2 separate regions of the Homo sapiens genome follow, and region 1 is linked to region 2. A link is a loop called in an ENCODE intact Hi-C map of the cell type or tissue named here. Cell type or tissue: transverse colon. All regions are shown on one strand. Each heading gives the region's core, and the rest is flanking DNA. Links, peaks and the distances in the headings are about the cores only. Region 1 has its middle 110 kb from the start of RALGAPA2. Region 2 overlaps CFAP61 (cilia and flagella associated protein 61).

Region 1 (10,213 bases), core at 1,293-9,292, 750 kb before region 2:
CCATTGTCTTGGTGATTAACATTTGGCTCCTGATTACTTATGCAAATTTCTGCAGGCATTTGAATTTCTCCCTAGAAAATGGGTTTTTCTTTACTACCACATGGTCAGGCTGCAAATTTCCCAAACTTTTATGCTCTGCTTCCCATTTAAACATAAGTTACAATTTCAAATCATCTCTTTGTGAATGCATATGACTGTATGCTTTCAGAAAAGTTTCTGAAATTTCTTCTGCCAGATACCCTCACTCTTCTCTCTCAAGTCAAAGTTCCACAGATCTCTAGGGCAGGTGCAAAATGCTGCCAGTCTCTTTGCTAAAGCATAGCAAGAGTGACCTTTGCTCCAGTTCCCAGTAAGTCCTCATCTCCATCTGAGACCATTTCAGCCCGGATTTTATTGTCCATATCACTATCAGCATTTTGGTCAAAACCATTCAACAAATCTATAGGAATTTCCAAACTTCCAACATCTTCCTGTCTTCTTCTGAGCCCCTCAAACTGTTCCAACCTTTGCCCATTACCCACTTCCCAAGTTGCTTTCACATTTTCAGGTTATCTTTATAGCAGTACCCCACTATCCTGATACCAATTTTCTCTATTAGTCCATTTTCAAACTGCTATAAAGAACTACCCAAGACTGGGTAATTTATAAAGAAAAGAGGTTTAATTGACTCACAGTTCTGCATGGCTGGGGAGGCCTCAGTAATCTTACAATAATGGCAGAAGGGGAAGGGAAGCAAGGTACGTCTTATATGGCAGTAGGAGACAGAGAGAGCATGCGAAGGGGGACATTTTTAAACTTTTAAACCATCAGATCTTGTGAGAATGCACTTACTATCACAAGAACAGCATGGGGGAAACTGACCCCATGATCCAATCACCTCCGACCAGGTCTCTCCCCTGACATGTGGGGATTACAATTTGAGATGATTTTGGGGTGAGGACACAGAGTAAAACTATGTCACCCCATGAGCAGGGTCTCATTTACAGATGAGAAAACTGAGGCTCAGAGAGGTTCACAGACTTGCCTAAGGTCCAACAGCTGGAAAGTGGGATTGAGCCAGCTGGATAACATTGGTTTTACGAAAGGGTAAACAACTAAGACTTAACACTACTAAGGGGCATTTGCATTTTAAAAACAAAACATATGGCTAGAGTTTCAGATAACAAAATGAAACTCTAACAGTGTAATTGGTTCAATGTGGCATGCAGAGTGTGATAAGTAGATGTCATATACTATTAATTATCCAAATAAATCAAGGAGAAAGGCAATTTATATTTAAATTTATATATATATATTAAAAAGAAACAGCCATAGAGGTAAAGGAACTGTATCAGCTGGTGTAGCTTTGGCTGCTGTCTTGTTAACTGAGGCAACGTGACAGCTGTGCCTCTCAGGTTTCCTGCTGCAGCGAGCATAATTGACCAAAGGCTCCAGGTGCTGCCCCTGACTTTAGGCCCAAAGTCTATACTTCCATGGACTGTTTCCAGCCAATGACTAAAAGCAGCAGGGATATTAAGGCAGGTTTATTCTTTGAGACCCAGCTAATTTTGGCTTAAGGACCACCCCCACCGCCCTCGGACTTGCCAAAACTCTTTGAGAATTGCATTGCAAAAACTTTTCCTATCAAATCTTCCTCCCTCCCTCCCTCCCTCCCTTCCTTCCTTCCCTCACTCCTCCACAAGGGTCAGACCTGCATGTTGGCTGAAGGATCTGCCAGCCTCCTCTGGTGCCTTCCTTCCTCCCTCACTCCCTCTCTCCCTGCTTCTTCCCTCCCTCCCTGCCTGTCCTCTCCTTCCCCTTCCTTCCTCCTTCCTCCCTCCTCACTCCATTCCTTCCCTCGCTCCTCCACAGGGTCAGACCTGCATGTTGGCTGAAGGGTCGGCCAGCCTCATCTGGTGCCCTCCTTCCTCCCTCCCTCCCTTCCCCCTCCTCCCCTTCCTTCCTTCCTCCCGCCCCCCCTCCCTCCCTTCCTTCTTTCCTTCCTTCCTTCCCTCGCTCCTCCACAGGGTCAGACCTGCATGTTGGCTGAAGGGTCTGCCAGCCTCCTCTGGTGCCCTCCACAATTTCTCCAATAAATCCCTTAGAAATCTAATTCCACCTTGGCATCTGCTGCTTGGAGGGCCTGGACTTAGACAGTCAAAAAGAGGAATTTATTAGAATATGGGGCAGTTCACAGAACCTTGAGGAAAACTTTCACTAGCAAGTGACAAGAAGAAGCTGGGCAATCCCAGGAAACCAGACAGCGAGAACTGATGGAGGCACCACCCCAGGAGAAGGCAGTCCCAGCCCTTTCCTGCCCCGAAGGACAGGTTTTGGCTGGCCTAGCTTAGGTCAAGACCCACCCTAGGCTGCGTTTGACAGACCCACTAAGGCTGTCTGCATCTGAGCAAAGTGTAGCTTTGCAAAAGGAAAAGTGGGAAGAGAATGAAAGGACGTGGGATGGATGAACACAGCAAATGTTCTCACAGGAAAAGCAAGTACCTGGTCCAGAATGTTCTTTGCTGAGTACAGAAGCGTCACGTAAAACCCTGATCCACGGAGTCTGTAGCAGATTCTGACTGCCCAGATTCCTTTCCCTCTCCCTCTTCCCTGAGTTCCCACTGCCTTCACTGCTGTTCTTCCTCCAAGAGCTTTCGCGAACACCAGAGCCCCTGTGCCTCTCCCTGCAGCTGGCTGGGAGTTCCAGGGCATTAACACAGACAGTCTTTGCCCATCAGCCAGTGACTGTATGGAGCTTGGATGTGAATACACAGCTCCTGCATCCCTCCGAGGCATCTCCACACCGTCTCCCAGAGGTACCGGCGGGATTGAGCTCCAGGTGCCCACAGTGGTAATTTGCTATATAACACACCTATTATTGGCCACCTACCTTTCCTTGTCTCTCTTCCTAATTCACCTCATTTGCCAGGGTTTTCTTCGTCACCCAATAAACTGCTTACACTAGGATCCTTGCTCAGGGTCTCTTCTGGGAGAACACAAACTAATTGTTATGATAAGAGATTGCACTGCCATAATTATAATCCATGCACACAAAAATGTGGGTAAATCTTACACTCCTGATAGGGAGCGAAAAAGCCAGACACTGACGAGAACACACCGCGTAGTTCTATCTGGGCAAAGGACAAAAGCTGGTCACAGGAATCCTTGCTGTTAGAATCAGGAGAGTAGCCACCTTCATGGGGGACGGTGTGAGAGACTGTCTGGGGATGTTCTCTTCCTGGATCCAGGTGCAGAGGTGAGTTTGAGAAACGTCATCAAGCTATACAATTATTATTTGTTCATATTTCTGTATGTACAGTAGACTTAAAATGTTTTTTAAAAAAATACAATGAGCAAAAAGAAAAAAAAGGAATGTGTCATTTGTTTGTCCTCCTATCCATCCACCGATCCCTGCGTCCACAGAATAATGAAATCCTAAGTTCCAAGCTTCCACCTGAAGCTTACAGTCTCCAGAGGAGGCACGCAAGCACATTCCATAGGAGTCGTATTTGAACATGGGGATCTTTTGTTTTGAGCAAAAAGTTCCCTGTGCATAATTTCAAGTGAGCGTTCTATAGAACAGCACTTGTCACTTGGGAAGACCGATATAAAAATAAATTCTAGGCCGGGCGCGGTGGTTCATTTCTGTAATCTCAGCACTTTGGGAGGCCAAGATGGAAGGATCACTTGAGGCCGGGAGTTCAAGACCTGGCCAACATGGCAAAACCTCGTCTCTACTAAAACTACAAAAATATGGCCAGGCGCCGTGGCTCATGCCTGTAATCCCAGCATTTTGGGAGGCTGAGGCGGTCGGATCACCTGAGATCAGGAGTTTGAGACCAGCCTGGCCAACATGGTGAAACCCTAGCTCTACTGAAAATACAAAAATTATTTGGCTATGGTGGTGTGTGCCTGTAATTCTAGCTACTTGGGAGGCTGAGGCAGGAGAATCGCTGGAACCCGGGAGGCGGAGGTTGCAGTGAGCCAAGATTGCACCGCTGCACTCCAGCCTGGGTGACAGAGTGAGACTCTGTCTCAAAAAATAAAATAAAAATACAAAAATTAGTGGGGCATAGTGGTGGGCGCCTGCAGTCCCAGCTACTTGGGAGTCTGAGATGGAAGAATCACCAGAGCCTGGGAGGTCGAGGCCACGATAGAGCATGCAGTGAGTGCTGCACTCCAGCCTAGGCAACAGAGTGAGACCCTGTCTCAAAAAATAATAAAACAAATTATAGGTTTGGTATAAAATACTTAGCCCCTTCAATTTCAAGAATAAATCTTGTTACCACCCTCAAAGCAAGATGGGAAGAGAGGCAGAAACCCCTCACGGTGTACTTGGGGATGAATTTGTCCCCTGAGACAGCTAATCACGCTGGAGGCAGGCCTGCACCCCGGCCTCCCTCGCAGCTCACAGTCTCAGCGGGGGACAGTGCCAGAGTTGGGTTCTTACCCACCAGAGAGGCTCCCAGGCCCCTCTCAGACCAGACTGAAGCAGAATTCTCCTCTCTGCCTTCTAGAATGTCTCGTAAAAGCTGCTCCTCTTGGGGAGGCTCTGGGCTTTGGAGAGAGCACCTGGAATTCCCCACTAGAAAAGCCCAAAAACTGAAAAATATTCATTACGTATTTTCAATACAGAGTTCCTGACGTTTTCCAGCAGAGGGCGCTAGAGAAGAGCCGGCCAAACCTGCAGAGCGTTGACCAAAGTCACAAGAGTAAACCAAACGCCTCGCCCTACCAGGCGTCTCCCCACCAGCTCGACCCCGCGGATTTCTCCCACAGAACACAGCCCCAGCCCTGGGCCTCCACGTGTGGCAGAGCAGGGAGCAGGCCCTGGGACACTTTCCTACTCAACAAATGTAAGCTGTCTATACATGATGGTCACTGTCTTGTGATAAGACTTTGAAGAATTGCTTGGTATTCAGAGCACTTCGGGGCGATCCACGGGGAGCCCCACAGTCTTGCATGGTCCACGCGTTCCTCTGCTCATTTCAGAGTGATCCTTCCTCTGTACCGCCTCTGCTCTTTTTCTCGTTCTTATTTTTTCTCCTTTGAGGGGAAGTAGAGGACTCCAGGTAGCAGTTAGTTGTACAGGACAACCCCAAATCCTACCCCTACAAGGCTTACTTTAGTAAAGCGAGTTGTTTTTGACACAGTAGAATTAGTACTACCTCAACCAGTAGTCTTTGAATTGATCCCTTAACTGATTAAGGGATGATTTTAGCAAACATTTACAAAAGGAAGGAATTTTTTTAAAAATAAAATGTTGTTTTCTAATTTTATTTTTTTCTAAGTCCTCTTTTTTCTCTCTGGAGGCCTGTAGAATCTTCTCTGTATTATTGGCGGCTGAACAGAGCAGAGCGCTGGGTGAATTCTAGAGTTAGATCTCCCTTCTGGAGCGAGGCACTCACACCCCCAGCTGCTGGGAGAGCCATTGCTCACAGCTCACAGCTGAGAGCTTCTCTGGGCATTGACTACCCTGGCCAAGGTTGTGGTGACTCTCTCGGGAGGCAGCTTGCAGCCAATGTCTGGACAATATGGAGGGAAAAGGGCCAGTCCTCTCACCTCAATTCAGGATGATGCCAAAGGGACATCCTAGCTCCAGAGCTCCCTGTGGGATCACTTGAGCCTTTATCTTGCCAGACAACATGCACATCCCTGCCCTAGGCTGTGTCCCCACCTCCCTCCTGGATTCCAGAGCAAGAACCAGGGTCAAGTCACAACATAAACGAGGGGCAGGAACATGAGGAGAGGAACGATTTGGTGATGGAGCTGTGACCCACGCTCCCATGTGCCATCACCCCCACACCAGCGCCCTTCCCTCAGATCGCACTCAGAGGCACATGGGAGAGTCCCTTGTGATCACCTGACAGAGGAGGGGAAAGGTTAAGCTTGGTGCAGGGGTGAGTGAGCTTGAAATGTGGGCACAAAATAAAAACTGGCTGCAGATGTACTCTGGCCGCCTCATTCAGGGTGGTCATGAGAGACGGCGGTAATGGGGAAGCTCTCGCAGTGGGCAGGGCTTCAGGCAGTGTAGAAAGAGAAGTATCCTGAAATCAGACTCCACATTGGCTCCTGGGCAGTCTTGTGTGATTTGATGGGCTCGTCAGGGCCTGGAAGGAGGAAGGTTGAGAACACGGAGGGGAAGAGACATGTGACTGTGTCTATGGAAGTTGGCACCCAGTGAAGATCCTGGCACAGATGTTAATATCCGCCAGAGAGCAAACAACCCAGAAAAGGCTTGACACAGCCAAGGAGAGAGAACGGCTCGGTCAGCTGCTGTCTGTTCTAGCCTCTGCCATCGGTTGTCCCAGTGCTGGCACAACGGGCTCACAAAGGGAAAGGCCATGGTGGCAGGGGTGGAGGCTCTGCATGTGCCAGACAGAAGAGCTCCAACTCGCCAAGGCTGAGCCACTGCCACAGCCAAAGGGCCAATTTGCGAGCCACAGAAACCAAAGTCAAACCCCTAATCTTTCAAAGTGACCGATGAAAGAGTTGGTGGCGAGTTGATGACACTGGATCCCTTCACTCTGGAAGGGGGAGCAATTCATCTTGCTTGGAGGCAACACACATTCTGCTTCCCTGCCTGTAGAGTGTTGGCCAGCACCACAATCCATCTTATAATATTTGATCCACCAACATGGAGCTCCGCTTACTCACCACCACCTCGGATCAAGCAACCCACTTCACAGCAGAGGAGGGATACTTGGTCATGGGTCTAGTAGTCCTCTCTGCAGCACTCACAAGCTGATGCCTGAGAAAGTGATGCCAGAGCCTTCTGAAGGCACAGCTGGGGCTCCAGCTTGGAGATGATGCCCTTCCGGTATAGGGTGGCATTCTCTGGGATGTAGTATATGCCCTGAATCAAAGACCATGGCATGGTGCCATGTCCCCTATTGATAGAGCCAAGGCATGGATATTAAGGCGTGGCCCTACTCACCATCACCTCCAGTGACCCAGGTGGGGAGTTTGGGCATTGTACTCTGCAGCTTTAGGTTCTGATGATACAGAGCTGCACTGGCCAACACAGTAGCCACTATCCCAATGTAGCTATTTAAATTTAAAGTAATTAAAATAAAGTTTAAAATTCACTTTACATATTTGTTGATTTATTTATTTATTGAGACAGGCTTTCACTCTGTCACTCAGGCTGTAGTGCAGTGGTATGATCACAGCTCACTGCAGCCTTAACCTCCAGGCTCAGGCAATCCTCCCACCTCAGCCATGCCTGGCTTATTTTCTTTTTATTTTTTGTAGAGACAGAATTTCACTATGTTGCCCAGGCTGGTCTCAAACTCCTGGGCTCAAGCAATCCCCCCACCTTGGCCTCCCAAAATGCTGAGATTACAGGCATGAGCCACCACGCCTGGCCTTAAAATTCACTCTCCGTGACACACTAGCCAGATTTCAAGGGCTCAGTGGCCACACATAGTTATTATCTACCATGTTGGACAAATCAGATATAGAACATTTCCATCATCATAGAAAGTTCTATCAGACAGCACTAGTCTATAAGATCCCAGTTCCTAGAGGGGTAACACTTCTTCCAGGAGAAACCGTGTGAGTCCTACTACATTTAAGCTATTGCTGCTGCCTTATCACTTTGGGTTCCTCTTGCCAAGCGACCAGCAGACAAGAAAAAGAGTCACCTTGCTGGCAGGCAAATTATCCACATTCCTCAGGAGGAGGCAGGGCTGCTGTTGCAGAACAATAGGTCAGGCCCCCACGTGATCGGCCAGAGCATCTCTTGGTTCCCAACACCCGCCCAATTTTGATGGAAATGAACAAATGCAGCAGCCACGCCTGTGAAAGACTGTGGCCAGGGCTTGCTCTCCTCAGGGATGAAGGTCTGGGTTACTCTCCCAGATAAGCCACCTAGGCCAGCAGAGGCACTAGAGGCAAGAGGTGAGGGTATAAAGATGGAGTAAAATAGAAGAGGAGATAATGAGAATCAGCTACAGCCTCGGGGCTGAATGCAGTCATGGGGATTACAATGTATGTCAATATCCTTTCTGTTCTATGTTTCTCCAATAAAAATGCCCAGCCACCATCCTGGACGAGCTGTTCCCACAGAGGATAAACGTCTATTCAAAGCAGCTGGATTCTAGTGGTGCCCAAGGGGTGGATGTGGTGGATGCTGTGATGCACCCCTTTCAGGTCCCAAGCCTCTTTCCCTGTTACCCAAACTACTTGTTGCTGATGGTGAACTCCTAATCCCTCTCCAGGAATTGCCCGGGGCTGGAGGGAGCTGCTTCGCCCAGGTTACACCCAGACCCTGAAGGCAGCGTCCAAGCACTTGTCGATAAAGGGAGACAAAGTCTAGCTCTCTGCAAGATGTAGATACTCAGCCCTGGGGCATTTTCTTCTATAAACACTTTTTTTTTTCCCAGAATTATTCCTTCAGTATTTTTTGGTCTCTCGTTCTGGGCTAATATCTTGAATTAAACTTCCATGGCTCATCTTTATGGTCTGCGGTTTCTGTGGTTTTGCCTGAGGAACTGGAAGACTTTTTCTGCTTTAGCTTCTAGTCCCTCTGTTGAATTTCATATTTCTCTAATCATTTTTTTTTAATTTCTAAGAACTCTTTCTTATTTGAGCGTTCCTTTTATTCACCAGATGCTGTCCATGTTGAATTGAGGTAATAGGTTTGTTTTCGAGTTCTTTTCTGTTCTCTAAATTACCTTTGTTTCTTCCAGAATTTGTTTTTTCTTAGTTTGTTTTGGCCCCTCTCATTCTTCGCACAGCTGATGTCTCCCTGGGTGCCACTGCATAATCTGACCAGCCTCTCTCCCGAGTGAAAGGCGTGACTGGCAACTGGGAATGCTAATTAGTAGATTTTGCTCGAGGACAATGTGATAAACAATTTCCATTTGTCCTTCCAGCCACTCTTCTCCCATTCCTGCCCCACCCCAGCCCATCTCTGTCCGCTGGCTCCAAATTATGTCCAGTGAATGAGGCTCCCTGGTGAGAGGGTGAGGGAGGGGACAGGCTGTGGACTGGATATTTCCTTTCCTACCTTCCTGTCTGTGCCCCACAATGGAAGGCCTCAGATCATTTTAAGATGACTTTCTCCCCATCTGGTTTTTGCTAAATGCTCCCTGCCCTTGTCTCTTCAAGCCAGGGGTTGTGACAGCCTCCGTGTTGCTGGCTTCAGGTTCCTACACAATCCCTTGCTCTTCCCAACCACACTCACTTTCCACATTAGGTCCTGTCTTACCCTGACTTCCCTAGAACGCAAAGCCTGAATGTGCTATTGTTAAAGGGAGTTCGATCTCAGAGCAGAGGAATAAGAGAATGGGAAGAGGAGGGAGAGCCATCCTAGGAGGTGTGAGGGACAGGCTGCTGCTAAGTGCAGGGGATAGCTCAATGCAACAGAACTGTGCTCTGAGCTGCGTTGTAAGTAGGACCGTCTGCGGTGGGGAGCGGGGAAGAGGCAAGAATTAATCCACCAGCTCTCGTTTCTTATTTGTCAAATATTAGCTCCACAAGGAATTAACTCCCCCATGTGGTGAGCCCTGGGCATGACTGCATGGTGTCCCAGAACTCAGTATGGATCCTCAGGACAGGACGGAAAAGTTGTGCTTCCGGGTAGGAGGGGAGGTGCTGACAGATTGCACCAGTGTAGTGCGGTAAACGTTCGACAACTGGCTCTCCTATTCCTATCTACCTTAAATAATGAAATTCAGAAAATATGATTAAGTATAGAGTTTATTTGATTGCAATGCTTGAGGATAGACACCCGAGGACACTGACAACAAATGGGGTCGGCATTCCAAAGTGCATAAGTTACAGTTTTACTTGTAGAAACAGACAAATTTTAGCAAGATCACAACATTTTACATATGAGACCACTGCATATGTTACAGCGATTTTTTTTCTTTTTTAAACAGGGTCTCACTCAGTTGCCCAGGATGGAGTGCCGTGGTGTGATCTTGGCTCACTGCAACCTCTGCCTTCCAGGCTCATGCCATCCTCCCACCTCACCCTCCCAAGTAGCTGGACTACAGGCCTGTGGCAGCACATCCAGCTAATTTTTTTTTTTTTTTTGTAGAGACGGGGTTTCACCATGTTCCCAGGCTGTTCTCAAACTCCTGGGCTCAAGTGATCCACCCACCTCAGCCTCCCAAAGTTCTGGGATTGCAGGTGCGAGCCACCACGCCTTGCCTTTACAGCAGTTTGATTGGTTACAGATTGCTACGTTCAGAGGAAGATTACTTTATTAACACATGAGTAGGGG
Region 2 (10,213 bases), core at 908-8,907:
GGTTTTCCATTCCTGAGTTACTTCACTTAGAATAATGGCCTCCAGCTTCATCCAAGGTGCAACAAAAGACATTATTTTGTTCATTTTTATGGCTGAGTAGTATTCCACGGTGTATGAATATCACATTTCCTTTAACCACTCATTGGTCGATGGGCACTTAGGTTGGTTCCATATCCTTGCAATTGTAAATTGTGCTGCTATAAACGTGTGTATACATGTATCTTTTTCATATAATAACTTATTTTCCTTTGTGTAGATTCCCAGTAGTGGGATTGCTGGATTGAGTGGTAGCTCTACTTTTAGTTCTTTAAGGAATCTCCACACTGTTTTCCATAGTGGTTGTACTAGTTTACATTCCCACCAGCAGCGTAAAAGTGTTCTTTTTCACCACATCCATGCCAACATCTGCTGTTTTTTGACTTTTAAATTATGGCCATCCTTGCAGGAGTAAGGTAGTAGTATCTCACTGTGGTTTAATTTGCATTTCCCTGATGATTAGAGATTTTTCATCTATTTTAAAAAGCAACAAGGTTGAGCCAATTTAATCAACCATTGTTATCAACAAAGAAGCAATACTCCACTAAGGAAACCAGTTATTTCACAACATTGTTTGAAAGCACATAATCCTTTCCTTGGCCAAGTCTCCTCCCAGCCCCAGGAGGACTTGAAAAAGACAGGTTTTCCCCCAGAAAAAGAGCATGCCAGTAGTTTCTAAATCTGAACACATCTCAAATCCACCATGGATGATTAATTAAGCCCACTGTAGATTTTAGAGGTGTGTCCAGAAGTAGCTATGCTTTATTTCAGATAGTATGAAAAGTACAGAACAGTAACTTCACTAATTACTGTCTAAGTAGATGGGCAGATTACAGCATAATTTTCCACATGGGTAAATCAAAGAAACAGGACAGGGGATTACAGTGTTAATTCATTGGTTTTGAATGTGTCACTAGCCAAATGGCTGAAGGATAATTACATCCCCAAACCCTTCACTGGTTCAGTGTCTTACGAATTGTGTTCTTCACCATTAACTATCAGTGCAAGTAACTATCGTTGAAACGGATGTCAAAAAATACATGTGAGGGAAATAAGAGAAAGGAGGCAACCTAAGAGGCACACAGCCACGCCCATTTGATGTTCTGTAAAGTCTCCATTTTTCTAGCGTTGTTAAGGAGGGAGGTAGTCCACACAACTGCAATCTCCAGATACATGAAATTCTGTGCCTGCAAGTATCAAAACTCGAATCTGAACATGTGGATAGAGGGCTTTCTAAAATGTGCCACACTCTCTACCTTCTGCAGGCAAAGGCACTGACTGCCATACTGTCACCATTTCCACACGAATTCACTACTGTCCACTTATCTTCTAATAAACATCCCTTCCTCACTGCAAAGTACCCACTGTCACCTCTTTGCTATCATTCCTCTTGTGTTTTGCTTCTTTCAGATTTTCTATGGGCACATCAGGGGCTGTATGTGCAAGACCTCAGGTTAAGGTATCCAGGTTTATTTCAAGTTTTGTGAACCTTGTCCACTGAAGGTTATAGTCCATAGCACTCAAGTTTTCAAGAGAAAAATGGAAGAAAAGAAGGAAGGGGTGTAGGAAAGGAGGCAGAAAGGGAGACCAAACCATAACCATCTGTTACCAAATGCTTACTGGGAGCCTGGCACTGGGCTGAGCACATCCCACATCTTTTCTCCTGCACCCTGCATCCTGAGTGACAAGTAGGCTATTAGCGAGTAAATTAACAGACAATACCTTACTAAAAAGTGAAAGGAATAGGGAATTTTTGAATGGGCTGCTTCTATACATGTCATTTTCAGTGTTGGATTTATATACAAGTTTTCTATTACAATAATCCCTTGCTGAATAACTAAGTTGAAAGTCCTTAATTAAGCCCTACATACCTCCAGAAAATGATAATTCCCAAGATACAAATCGGGTATCCTGACTAAAACTTAAGAAAATACTTTTAGAAATTTGCCTTTGTCAGTTGTAAGTAACTCATATCTATCCCCTGCCCAATCCTTTGGAATTGTCTAGAATTGCCTACTTTGTAGGAACATGTTTAATCATCTGGTAGGATGATAGCTTAACTGGAAGTTACTTTAAATTCAAGTATTTTATTCATTTAAAATGGAACCTGTAAAATGGCACTCAAACTCTCACAGATTTAGACAAATGCAATTTAAAGCAACAAAATACTATTTTGGTCTAACAGGGAACCTTTTTTCTTTTCTTTTTTTTTTTGAGATGGAGTCTTGCTCTGTCGCCAGGCTGGAGTACAATGGCACAATCTCGGATCACTGCAACCTCCGCCTCCCAGGTTCAAGAGATTCTCCTGCCTCAGCCTCCCGAGTAGCTGGGACTACAGATGCATGCCACCACGCCCAGTTAATTTTTGTATTTTTAGAAGAGACGGGGTTTCACCATGTTGGCCAAGATGGTCTCAATCTCTTGACCTCGTGATCTGCCTGCCTCAGCCTCCCAAAGTGCTGGGATTACAGGTGTGAACCACTGTGCCCGGCCAGGAAACAGTTTTAATAACTGAAAATACTCAGCACTGATGAAGATGTAAGGAAACAACTCTATTTGGTCAGAATATAAATGGATATGATATTTACGTTGAATAATTTGGTGGCATCTATTTTTAAATCTTAGAATTTGCAAACATCTGGGTATTTCCTACACCAAATTCCACATTTAGTTATCTGTTGTACACTACTATATATGAATGCTGGATGATATATGTACAATGCTGTTTACTACAGTATTATTTTTTATAGAAAAAGTGGTAAATTTTTTACAGGAAACAACTTAAATTAAATTTCCATAAATAAGCAAGAGCTAAATGAATTGTATTAGAGCTACATGATGGTTAGGCCATCATGGACCAGGCACCATCAGAAAAGAAAGAAATTGATCTCTAAAGATGATAAATGATGAGATGCTATGTTAAGTGAAAAATATAATTAACAGAACATATGATCATGGAGATATATATAGGTATATATGTAGAGAGAGTGCATGTATGCCACTATACTTGTGTGTGTATAGTTACATACACAGAAAAATGAAAGAATAACTTTTACTTTTAAGTTTTATGATTTGAAACTAGAATTCATTTTATTAAATAAACCCATCTCCCCAAAAAATTAGTAAATGGCATAAAAAATGAGAGATTTTAAAATGAATATAAAAGTGTAACAATTGTTACACTACTTACAAGATCCTAAGTAATTAATTTGTGGAGATTCTTGTAATTTAAAAACTGAAGGTAATATTTCTTTAAAAAATATAATTTCCTGAAGGACAGGAGGGTCTATTTGCCTCCCCTGACACTAACAAGAGACACTTTATAAATCAGGAATAAAAATTTGAAAGACATGAGAGAACCAATTAAAAATGTCATTTCATACACAAAATTCCATTTCTTCAGACTGCCTTTGGCTTGCATTAGTATTTGTATCATTATCAAAGGGTTTTATAAAGAGAGGATTATTTAGCTATTAATAAAAAGAAAGTAATGAAAGATCATTTTATATGAGGAATTTTCTTCTCTCAAACTAAATTAGGTAGATAATATGTATCTGAAGTTCATCTGCTTCTTGGTGAACTTCGTTAAGAGACATGCTGCCCCGCTCTCAGAATGCAAATAAAATGCTCCACGTGGATAGGAAAAACGGGATCACATTACACTGTTTGCATAATGTTCAGCATCTGCAGGTAGGTTTCTGGCCTCCCTCTCTCTGCTTCCCTTCAACACAAAACTTCTCTGAAGAGCAGTGACTTTCTCCAGCAAAAAGGAAAAAAAAAATAGCACTGACTACTCCTTTGCTTTCATTTCCTTACCTCCCATTTATTCCGCTCACTGCAATTTGGCCTCTCCTGTGAAACTCTGCCCTTCAAGGAGTGACAAGACCACACCCCAAACCAAGAGTTCAGAAGTAGGGCACTGGTTACTGAGTGGCAAGGTTGGCACAGAGGAGTCAAAGGGATGAGCTTGAGAGAAAACTGAGGACTAGGTCCTGAGGAAGGCAGAGTTCAGAGTCATGAGAACAAGAGAAAAAGAGGAGAAAAAGAGCAAATCAGGCTGTGGGTTGGGGAGAGGCCAATGTCTGGGCAGGAGGGCCCCCTTCCTCTCACCCAAAGTTCATCTGATTTTTCTTTAATAGATACGGAAGCATCCAAGTTACCTATTTTTTCTTAAATGAGTTTTGGTAATTTGTGTTCCTAAAGTAGTTGGCCCATTTTTATCTAAATTGTTAGATTTATCGACATTGAGTTATCTGTAATGTCCCCATATTAATCTTTCAATGCCTGTAGGATCTGTAAGTGATACCACCTCTTTCATTCCTGATACTGGCAATTTGTCTTTTTTCTTGGTCAGTTTGGCTGGAAGTATCAGTTTTATTCATCCTATCTGTGCCTTTTTAAATTGCCAAATCTAATGGCTTCTCTTTTACTTAAATAATTTCATTTCCCTGCATCTTTTGCCACTTTATGAGTCTTAATTTCTTCTGTATTCCTCTCCCTCTCTTCTAGTTTTCATTATTCATAGCTCATTTTCATCTTTCAAAGTTCTGCCCTGGTCCTGTGCTTTTTCACTGTGCAATCTCCCCCTCAGCAAGACAATCTCCTTCATTTCATGATCTCCCCACTTACTGACAAACTGACAACTCACAAATGTGTATCTCAAACCTGGCTTCTCCCTCTGTTTCTATTTCCTACCTTCTCCTGTCCATTTAAATCTATTATTTCTACTTTCAGTTAATGAAAGCACCATTTCCCCTAAACTTGAAAACCCTGAATTACCATAAACTCCTCATCCCTCAACTCCTCCATCCAACTGGTAGCCAAGCGCTACTCTCTAACATGTCTCTCTGTATCTATGCACCTGACCTGATCCTTTCCCTACCACGTAACCAAAAATAAAATTCTAAGCTCCCCCAAACCAATGGAATGGACTCCTCCTCTCAGCCAAGGGTATTCTAACATAAACCTGAAATACCAGTTCAGCGCATGATGGGATTGGGTGGTCGGTCATGCCTCATTATACTTTCCCTTTGGAATTTAGGAACATTTGACCAGGATTAACATGAAAACAGAGATCTTAAGAATGACAGAACAGACTCTTTGTAGGAATAAGATACAAACATGACAGCAGGGCAGGCCCTGAAATAAACTGAAGTTTTTTACCCCAAAATATATTTCTTTGACATACTTTGAAATGACCCTGCAAAACTGTCTCTTCGGAGAAAATTCTACATTCTGTGGTGAATCCCCTTCCTTTCCAGGCATTTTTCCTGATCCAAGAGAGAATTAACTAAGAGTCAGGCATATTTTTAAGTCTGATAAAAAAGATTTACAATCTATTCTCTCTGAAGCCTGCTACCTGGAGGCCTCATCTGCACAATAAGAACCTCTGTCTCCACAACCCCTATCTTAACCCAGACACTCCCTCATATTGATTCCAGGTCTTTAGATAAACCCTTTCAATCAACTGCCAATCAGAAAATCTTTGAATCCGCCTATGACCTGGAAGGCTCTTCTCTGCTTTGAGTTGTCCTGTCTTTCCAGACTGAACCAATGCACATCTTACATTTATTGATTTGTGTCTTATATCTCCCTAAAATGTATAAAACCAAGCTGTAGCCCAACCACTTCAGGCACATGTTCTCAGGACCTCCTGGGGCTGTGTCAAAGCCCTGGTCACTTGTATTTGGCTCAGAATAAACCTCTTCAAACATTTTACAGAGTCTGACTCTTGCTGTCAACAACCTGGATCTCTGTGACCTGTCGCTGCTAGAATTCCAGCCTGTGTCATGATCTCCATGATCTTGGTTTCTATCTCTATCTGATTCCTATCTCTGTGGATGCTTTTCACCCATTTTGTATATCACAAAAGTGTAATCAGCAGTACTGTATATGCTTTTCTAAGTCTGCCTTCACTCAGCATAAACCTTCTGAGATTGATTCATGCTACTATATGTAAATGGTTCATTCCACTGAATTGCTGAGTAGCATCCACTGTATGGATGTACCACAGTTTATAAGGGTAAACAACATTAACTGGTGGATGGACATTTAGAGGGGTTTTTTTGGGCGGAGGAGCAGTTGTAATGAAGCTGTCTTCATCTCTGTCTGTGCATCCCGCTTCTCAGCTACCAACATGACAGTTAACTGAAGATGAGTCTCTCCCCACCACTTAACTCTAAGCCCCTTTGTCATAATAATATTTAATATTTATTGGGCCCTTACATGTGGCAGGAAGTGTGCTAAGTGCTTGATGTTCATTAGCTCACAATCATCACAATCTTGTGCTGTAGACAATACGCTTACACCCACTGACAGAGGGAACTTACACCCCCGCAGATGTCACGTTCCTTTTGTAAGTTAACCCACCTCGTGAGCAGGAGAGCCAAGATCAGAATCCAGATCTATCCGATGCCAGCATTACAAACTCTTAACAACGATGCCATACCACTGCTACATGCCTGGTAAATCATAGGCTCTTACTTTTATAAAGTTTTTAAAACTTTTAAAATACTTTTCTAAAGAAAGTCAGCATTCCTCAAACACAGCAATGGCTGATCCCAAAAGATACAATTTATTCTTCACTGATAAGCCAAGCAACCACCTCTGTGAGATGATTTCATAATGCACTCTTATTTCCAAACAGCCACTCTACATTGCTCATGGTTTTGTGAGTCAGAACTCTGGCAGGGCTCAGCTGGGCATCCTCACTTGGGGTCTGTCATGTGGCTGCGATCAGATGTCAGCTGTGCTGTAGATATATGGGGCTCTCCTGGGCTGGGTGTCCACAATGGCTCATTCACACCACAGGCAGTGGAAGCTAACTGTCAGCGGGAGCCCAGCTGGGGCTGTCAACCACCCCTCCCCTTGCGAACATGTGGCTTCTCCAGACTTCTTACATATGGCTGGCTTCCTCCAGAGCAAGCATCCTGAGAGAGCCAGGCAGAAGCTTCCCAGCCTCACAAGTCCCAGAGCATCCCTTTGGCCACGGTCTACTGGTCAAAGCAGTCACAACCCACCCAGCTTCAGGAAGAGAGGACGGAGCGCCCAAGGCTTGAAGAGAGGAGTGGCAAAGTCACATCAAAGAGTAGCCTGCGGGGTGGAAAGTAGTGTGGCAGCCATCTTTGGAAAACACTGCCACAGCCATCTCCCTAAGACTGCTGGACTTGGGGCACCTGATGGTAGAGACCTTCAATTTGGAAAACCCCTCTTTGGGGTCAACAGCATCCTCATTCACTGAATGTCAGAAAATAGGTGGGTTTTACCGAGAAAACTGAATAGGCAGGTTCATTTTTAAGCTTGTTTTATTTGAAAGTTATCTTACTGGTGTGGGACCTAGGATTGTGTGTTTTCAGAAACCCCTAAGGAGTCAATGAATAATGTTATAGCCACATAGAACCAAATGAGTATCATCAGATAGTCCTGCAAATAATGTCATTAAGGGGAACTATAAAGATATCCAAATGAAGTAATGCTTATGAGTATTGTAAAAAATTTTGATCTAAGCTATAGTCACTTAGCATTGGTAGTTTAAAGAGTCTTGGGAAGATGACTGTCCCAGTGAAGCTTAGGTCACACAAGGCATGACTCCAACTGTACCTGGCTTTGCGAACGTGCAGCTGAGGATAGTGGCTGTGCCTGTGACATATATGCACTGCAAAGTCTTCCTCATACGTCAGACACGGGATGTTCCCCACTTGGTCAAAAACAGTTATGAGAGTTGAGCCTAAATCACAGAGATAAAGAAACATGTCCTTATTTATCAAGAAATAAATTTGGGATGTCAGAACAAAATGTAGTTTCCATTCTAAATTGTGCTTAATTGTTCTAATAAAATATGCACATGGTACATTGAGGACCTGGAGACCACTCTTATTTCTCATTCCCCAAAGCACCATTCTGGGAGTGAATTTTCAATGTTTGCTACCGGGGACCAGAGGTGGTTGGGCGGGCCTTACCTAGGCTCATGTAGGATGGCACGATGAGAAATATGAAGTGCAGCTCTGGCACTGCCTTATACACGGTTCTGGTGAGGAAAGAGAGGGTGGGGCAGTGTTACTAACAAAGCAATCCCATCAGCTGGCACTTGATGAAGACAAATGCTGTCACTAAAAAGGTGAGGTGTTCCTAAATCCACATGGGCTCCTTTGCTCCCCACCTGCAATGGCAAGAACAGCCTCAAGGCAATTTCTTTTTCTTCTCTACTTTTCCTTGGGTTCTAAAGGGCCCCTTTTCGATCTGTCCCATGGAGGCAGAGAGAATAAAGGGTGCCATGTTCATATGGCACACCAGATTTCTGCTAATATTAACCTTTGACCTGGCATCTGGACGGTCTGGTGTGACATTACAAAGTGACTTGAAAGCTGTGACCACCACCCCCAAATGTCTGTGCAGGCTGTCAGAGGCTGTCAGAGACACATCGCCATGACTCGGTAGCCCTGCTGGTCATTTTCCATGCATCCTATTATTCAGGATGCTTTGAAGTCTGTCATGTTAATAAACATTTCTAAAGATAAGATAAAGAAAAGCAGTTTTTAGAAATGTCCAAGCTTGCGACACTTAATTCTTCTCCTACTCCCCTCAACCTAAATCCATTTCTTTAAATTACTGCACTATCTGTTTGCCTCAAATGATAACAGCGTGCAGAATGGACAATAGATTCAAAGAACTATCTCCTTTCAGAAATATCATTGCTATTCAAAGTAAATATTTTAATATAGCCACAAATTACAAGCAAATTAAACACCCCAAAGAATTTCATGTCTTTTAAAAAATATTTCAAAACTATCCACACAGTCTCTTTCATGTTCACCACTGCACGGCCATATCCACTCACCGAAGAATCTCTTTGCAACAGCCAACAGAATACTCATCCACGGCCACAAAGAGGTGCATGAACAACGTATTCAGGGGCTGCAGAAGAAGAGAGAACACGGATTAAAGGCTGAGTCAGTATTCGGGCTAGGTCAGCACAGGGTGGAAAGAGGGTTTCGGGGCATCCACAGACACAGAACAGCCTGGCATTTAGGGTTGATATTTTATGTCTAAGTGATGCAACACCCAGGCGGCATTTGAGCTGTCTCACTGACTCCGTTTGCCGCCTTCTGTCCTCCTTACTCACAATTATTTAAGGAAACAGGGACTGTAAATGAGTCCAGAGCACCCGCCCTTCCTCCTGCCCTCACGAATGAGCTGCGGGAGAGCCTGCAGGGGAGTGAAATCGATTATTAACTCAGTAGTCTTGTCCTCAGGGGTGTCTATGCCAAGTGAAAGACAATCACCCTTTTCCCGGCGCTCTTGAGTCAGCAGCTGCTGCTCTATTCATGTGACAGGAGGGAGAGATGCTCTTATGAATTTGAAAAATGGAAGGCAGATGCCACGTTCAGAATCCATTGGCTTGTTTTGTTCAACATTCCCAGAGTCAGAATCAAATATTACTCTTGGGATCCAAAAAACCTGGGAGCTGAAAACTCACAGTAGCAAGATTCTAGCAAGACTTTCCAGTTAAATCTTCCAAGTTTTAAAAGAGCTTTGTCTCCTCCTTCTGAGACTTTTAAAGTGGCCTAAATAATGAGTAAATGGTTCAAACATCCACACATTGGTCCACTCAACTCGGTACCCCTGTGCTTATGAACAAATCTTCAAATTCTGGAAACAGTGCAGATGTAGACTGGCTGACTGGTGAGGGTGGTGCTGGTACCTATATCAGGACAGCACAGGTGCTGCCTAGGTTTCTTGTTTTTTGAATAATTTTCTGGACAGCTTTGTGGGACCAGTGGCACTTCTGTGTGCCTTGTCCCCACTTCTGTCGGATGGTGTGTGACTCAGAAGCACTCGGAAAGAATTGTACGGTGACTAAAAGCGCAAGAGGAAAACCATGTTTTGATTCATGAGCTTGAAAACTCCCAAAAGGCAAACAACACAAATCCCAAAAGTCCAGATAACGATGACGACGACATGATTTCAAGTACTTGCTGTGTATTCACTCATTTAATCCCACAATAATCTCACTCAGCATTTGCCTTACATCCTGAATAGGACTAGCCTCAGGAGCATATGGCTTATTACTTGCTTGATTTGTCTCCCAAATTCTCTCTTCCATCATAAATATTACAATGCAAGATTTATTCTTTAGCTTTAAGATAAAAATCATTACTTCAGCTGCAAATATCCCTGG

What was found. Hi-C counts contacts between places; a loop is a spot of excess contacts. Peaks named below come from ENCODE experiments on the same cell type or tissue, not always from the same donor. Only the 100,000 strongest peaks of a DNase experiment are listed, where the experiment ranks them.
Region 1: a loop joins it to region 2, with 6 times the contacts of the local background. A loop is called at or near these places in 15 of 110 quality-filtered maps.

What each region holds. Positions count from the first base shown.
Region 1 is chr20:20,819,588-20,829,800 of GRCh38, reverse strand. No RefSeq gene overlaps it. Among named protein-coding and RNA genes, the nearest start is that of RALGAPA2, 110 kb to the right of the region's middle. RefSeq lists an enhancer at 8,081-8,870. In transverse colon, for the core only: a CTCF peak has its summit at 4,623 (motif pointing right); a DNase peak (open chromatin) is centred at 4,705; H3K27me3 peaks cover 3,661 bases.
Region 2 is chr20:20,073,038-20,083,250 of GRCh38, reverse strand. It overlaps CFAP61 (cilia and flagella associated protein 61), which reads right to left. Exons shown (of 27, transcript NM_015585.4): 4 at 8,873-8,949; 5 at 7,995-8,062; 6 at 7,636-7,762. Among named protein-coding and RNA genes, the nearest start is that of CFAP61, 26 kb to the right of the region's middle. In transverse colon, for the core only: no CTCF peak of the experiment used is centred there; a DNase peak (open chromatin) is centred at 3,910; H3K27me3 peaks cover 2,838 bases.